Linked DNA regions of Homo sapiens: region 2 is linked to region 1. A link is an interaction called in ENCODE POLR2A ChIA-PET data of the cell type or tissue named here. Cell type or tissue: IMR-90. All regions are shown on one strand. Links, peaks and the distances in the headings refer to the core of each region. The heading gives the core; the rest is flanking DNA.

What was found. ChIA-PET counts read pairs that join two places held together with the same protein. Peaks named below come from ENCODE experiments on the same cell type or tissue, not always from the same donor. Only the 100,000 strongest peaks of a DNase experiment are listed, where the experiment ranks them.
Region 2: POLR2A ChIA-PET joins it to region 1 with 15 read pairs; 3 of 35 experiments call an interaction of 5 or more read pairs at or near these places.

What each region holds. Positions count from the first base shown.
Region 1 is chr4:11,437,708-11,440,636 of GRCh38, forward strand. No RefSeq gene overlaps it. Among named protein-coding and RNA genes, the nearest start is that of HS3ST1, 10 kb to the left of the region's middle. In IMR-90, for the core only: no CTCF peak of the experiment used is centred there; no DNase peak of the experiment used is centred there.
Region 2 is chr4:11,601,810-11,604,738 of GRCh38, forward strand. The region is part of intron 2 of LOC107986178 (a long non-coding RNA gene); the gene reads left to right. Among named protein-coding and RNA genes, the nearest start is that of LINC02360, 170 kb to the right of the region's middle. In IMR-90, for the core only: no CTCF peak of the experiment used is centred there; a DNase peak (open chromatin) is centred at 1,332.

The DNA.
Region 1 (2,929 bases), core at 219-2,718:
CAATGTTCAGGTTTGTTACATATGTATACACGTGCCATGTTGGTGTGCTGCACCCATTAACTTGTCATTTACCTTAGGTATATCTCCTAATGCTATCCCTCCCCACTCCCCCTACTCCACAACAGGCCCCAGTGTGTGATGTTCCCCTTCCTGTGTCTAAGTGTTCTTATTGTTCAATTCCCATCTGTGAGTGAGAACACATCATTCACTTTTGATGTCGGTGGAATAGTGGCCCCCACAAAGACGTACACATCCGGATCCCCAGAACCTATGAATATGTTCCTTTACATGGTTTTATGGATTGATCTGTATGCTGCTAAAATTAATATGTTGAAGTTGTGGCCCACAATACCACAAAATGTGACTAAATTTGGAGATAGGTCTTTTCAGAGGTAATCAATTTAAGATGAGTTTATTAGGGTAGATGCTAATTTAATGTAACTTTGTTCCCATAAGAAGGAAAAAATTGGACACGGAGATAAGGACAGAGGAAAGATGATGTGAAGACAGGGGCAGAAGTCAGCCATCTACAAGTCAAAGGGAGACATGTGGAACAGATTCACCCTCACAGCCCTCAGATGGAAGCAACACCACTAACACTTTGCTCTTGGACTTCTAGCTTCCAGAACTGAGAGACAATATCTTTCTGTTGCTTAAGTCATTCTGTCTGTGATACTGTGTTTATGGCAGCCCTGGCAAACTAATACAGTCCCACAAAGATTTGGTTGTTGCTTTGCAAGAGAATGTATAATTCCTGGTTATTTCTACAAATAAGGGCATTGACTTTATAAAGCTACAAGTATACCCCAGTATTCTGTTTCTGGTTTTTGTTTACTTTCATATATGCTATCTTTTCATTCCCAGGTGAAATCATAGTGCATTTTAAATGATATTTTAAAGAGCAATTATACTCGTCATATGTACTTCAAATAATACTGATTCCTCAATTGAAGTAATGGTAACATGAGTGTATTAGTTAATTTTTTCTGAATAACTAGTTACCTCCAAAGTTCATGCCTTCAAGCAACACATATTCATTATTTCACAGCTTCTTTGGGTCAGGAGTCTTGGCATAGCTTAGCTGAGTCCTCTGGCTCCTGGCGTCCCAGGCTGTAATCAAGGTGGTGGCCAGGACTGTAGTCATGTCAGGGCTCGCCAGGGAAGGATCTGCCTCCAAGCTAACCAGTGTGGCTTTTGGCAGAATATATTTCTATGCAGGTTGTTGGACTGAGTTTCTTGCTGGCTGTTCCAGAGGTTCCCTTAGCATCTTGTCGTGTGGCCTCTTCATAGGTCAATTCATATTGGCTTCATCAAAGTGAGCAGGTAAGATAGCAAAAGAGAATGCCCAAGATAGAAGCCATAGTCTTTTTGTAATCTAATCTTAGAAGTGACAGCCTGTTATATTTGCTATATTCTCTTTGTTAGAAACAAGTTTCTAGGGCTGGGCATGGTGGCTCACATCTGTAATCCCAGCATTTTGGGAGGCCGAGACAGGCAGATCACCTGAGGTCAGGAGTTCGAGACCAGCCTGGCCAACATGGCGAAATCCTGTCTCTACTAAAAATACAAAGCCGAGTGTGGTGGCGCAGGCCTGTAATCCCAGCTACTTGGGAGGCTAAGGCAGGAGAAGCACTTGAACCTGGGTGGTGGAGGTTGCAGTGAGCCAAGATTGTGCCACTGCACTCCAGCCTGGGTGACAGAGTGAGACTCCATCTCAAAAAACAAACAAACAAAAAACCAAATTACTAGGTTTGTCTCATTCTCAAGGGAAGAGTTTACTCAAGAGAATAAATACCAGGAGGTTGGGATCACTGGAGGCCAGTTTAGAGTCTGCCTACCAATAGGAGCAAGGCCATCAATGTCAGTCAGTGACATCAACATCATGTAGACTGCTTGGCCAACAGTAATGCTAAAATGCCATCAATCTTGAGATCATCTTCATCTCATAAATATTAACATGTAAAAAAAGTCATTTTAAAGTAAAGAAAATATGTTATTTTTTAACATTTGAAACAGCCCCTGAAGTCATGTTTTAGAACATTTTCTCATCATTTTTTGTGTGACTTTTATAATATCTTTTATATTATATGTTATAATAGGGAATAAAGAAAGTAAAATAACTCCAAATCAAATTTTGAGCACTTACCAATTATTAAATCATTTAAACAGTCAGGAAATGGATACTACTGTGTTCTAGAAATGGGTACCAACTCTCAAAATGTTTCACATACTCATGGAAATAACATGGCTTTAATGGAAGGGCTTAGGGAGTTCTGCTTCAAGCTGGCTGATCAGAAAAAGGAGAAGCCTCAGAAAGGAAGTGGGATCTGTACATGCACCCAGGAAGCACAGCTTTAGTGTCAATGGAGAAGTTTCGAATAGCAAAATTCTCCACTGAACTTGCTGAAAGCACGAGAGGAGAAAGAAGCATTTGCAGGCCCAGATGATACCTAAGAGAGGACTGTGCATTGCTTTTCAACCTCCACATGTCAGTACTCAAGGGATAAGCTGAATTTTAAAAATTTACTTTTGTATTTGTTTCATTGTATATTACTACCTGTTCACTATAGCTAATTGGGAAACTTACAAAAATTAGAAATAATAAGATTCCTCTTTCCCCAAAGTCACCACTATCCTGAATTTTAAAACTAGAGCTTACTTTTGCAATCTTGACACTTTATTTCACTACCGTCATATAGTATCCTTCTGTGTCTCAGTCCTTTTTCTTTTTTTGACATTGTTATGAAGTTCATCCATGTTGTTGCATGGGCTAAGGCTCATTTTTATTGCTGAATAATGTCATATTGTATGAATGTACTAAATATTCTTAGTCATCCTTCTGTTGAGGGTATTTGTGCTGTTTCCAGTTAGGACTTTCACAAATCATGGTTTCATGAACATTCTTTGTGATGGCTAATATCAGGTGTCA
Region 2 (2,929 bases), core at 103-2,602, 160 kb after region 1:
TTTTTTTTTTTTTTTTAAATATGAAAGTACTAGTAATGAGAGTCTGGAAAAAAAAAGTTTATTCCTTTGCTCAGAAGAGTGTGCAGAAATATAAGAGGTTCATGGACACTTGTCACCCAACAGGTTAAATCTTCTCCACCATGACTTTTTATCATTATAAATGTTCAATTTTAGAATTCTAATAATCCAGAGACAAGTTCAAAACCAGTATATAGCAACCAATAGGTGGTAGTAACTTGATTTTGCTTAGTGATCAGAAAAAAAGTTTTGCTAGGGCCCTTGAGATGCAGTTATTTTAGTTAAAAATCAATATGATTATTTTTCTTTTTAATATTTCTATAGAAATGTGTTTACCAAAACACTGAAGCATGAATTTAAAGGACACTACACTTAATGCATTGCATTCAGTGAGCCAAAGGGTATCTACAATGAACTGAGTTGTACTGGCACATAATTCATGTTTACTGAACAAATGAATTAATCAAATTATGACATCACCATTAAATCTAATTTTAGGGTTTTGCTCCACTTTCAACTTTATCTAGTTACCCTGAATTTTTGTACATCATTTGTATGGTAATTTAAAATGCTGTGGTATAAATAATGTTAGGTATATACATATATACGTGTGTGTTTGTATACATATATATATACACGAACACATATGTTTACAAATTAACTTTAATCTACAATTTGGTGGCAGTTAAATTGCATAGGAAGTGCTGAATCAGAAACCAACAGCCCATAGTGGTTGTCTATAAGTGCTTCAGATATCATTATCAAAGGCTATCCAAAAGAAACCATTAATTTGGATTAATTGGCAAATATGACATATTAGAAATAATTGTTCATTGGTGAAATTAGTAATGTTCAAAATAGGAGGATGACTAATAAGGTATTTATGATGCCTTTAGTAAGGTAAGACCCTTAGTAAGGTATTGATGATGTAAATACCTAGTGAGATGTTTACAATGCCCTTGCATGAATGTGGGATAAAAATCCAGCAGCTTCATGGTGAATCATCTTCAGAAAGTTTATGTTTAGAGCTAACTTCAATTGTCCCATATATTGAAGGACTCTGTTGCTTGCCAGAAAGGTGGCTTCATCCTCTGTCATATTAATGCACCAACTTTAAAACCTCAAAGTAATTGTTTTCTTTTTAGTGCTTATCTGAGTACCTGAATGTAGCAAGTGAGGACTACTTCATAAGAATAGTTGCAACTTTTTTGCCATGCTAATAAATTTTGAAACATTTAGAGGAATTTGGACTAAAGCTTGCTTCTATTGTAACACGCTGACTCATTGCCAAATTGTTAGGGAGAGGATGTATATCCTCTTCTATCTCTAACCGTAGGAGGTTACGAATATTTATTTAAAAATCATGACAATGGCTGAATCGACAGTTTGTGACGTCTATTCGAAATTTCTGTCAGGCATTTATATGACACTAGTCAAAGTCTTCCCACATGACACTCGTTTTGGGTTTATAGGCTTCAGAAATAGTGGGTCCTAATAGTCCTTATGGACATGTTTCTAGAATATTCTAGTATAAACATCCTATTACCAGGTGACTGAATGAAGCTCTCCATTTGTTTCTCCCAGTTCCTCTCCCTGGGTTAGTACTGTTTCTGTGTCTGTAGTGGCACATTCATTCATTTATTATTTCTCCAAATATTTTAATATCTCATATATGTCACAAAATAGATTAAGTGCTGATTCTACAGTAATTAACAAGATATATATGAGACACGCATGCACACGCAGAAAGAAAAACATATATACACACACACACACACATACACACACACAGAGAGAGAAAGAGAGAGAGAAAGCAATAATTACCCCCAAATTTAATATTTTTTGTCTGTAAGCGATAGTTTTTATCATTTTTTTAAATCAGAAAACAGTAATTTTCCCCTCTCTGGAGAATGATCCTCCCCCAACATCTGGTGTTGTCTTGAAATTTTGCATAACATGCAAAAGATGACTCATTAGGTGCCAAGTACCATCCTATAACTTTAACATGCTTGCTTATTTTAAAGGTTTCAAATCATACTTAAGCTCAGCGTACTATTGCTTTTGAGAGATAGTTCGAATATAACAAGGTTTTAAAGCAGAAACAGAACCCAGTTTGCCCACACCCCTGCAGGGCTGGAATGTCTGTCAGCAGAGCTGAGCTTCACCACCTACAGGTCCCTGAAGCCTCATGACCCAGTTTGAAATTGCAGCCCTACTCTTGGTGTCTCTAGAGCCCTCCTCTTTCCCTTGGAGTTATAATTTCCCTCTCGGGTTTGTCTTGACTGGTGGGTGTTCAATGTAGAGACACACAGGAAGGAAGCAAATGTGCCATGGCTGGTGGCTGCTGGTGAGGGCGTTTTCGTAGGAAAGTATGCAGGAGCCAGTTTTATTTCAAGAGCCTCCTGAAATATAACAGGTCAAATGGGTGATTGGTATTTTCTGGAACAGACTCCAAATCTACACGTTTCACTCAGCTTCTGCATTTGTGAAATGATGGGGATTTGTGCATTCATTCATTCAACCTAACTGTATTGAGTACTCAAATGCCAGACTTCACATGTTTTAAGCTCAAGAAACATGTTCCTTTTTTCAGATACAGACTTGAAAAACCTGATCAAGCTGTATCTGGTTTCAGATGGCAGTCTGAAGGAATATTTACTTTTTGACCTCTTCAAATTTTACTATCAACAGCAACAAAAAAAAAAAAAAAGGAAAAGAAAACTTCAATAAAAGGAAATAACCACCGCACCAAAATTAAAATTATGAAGAATATGTGTCAAATATGGAAACACTTGGCAGCGCTACTTGACACTAGCCTCCTCAGACCTTGGAGAGAGGGTACTGTTTTCTTTCAAAATAAGGGTCATAGCCCTGAAAGGCACACCCAGTAGCCTTTTGATCAGATGAATGA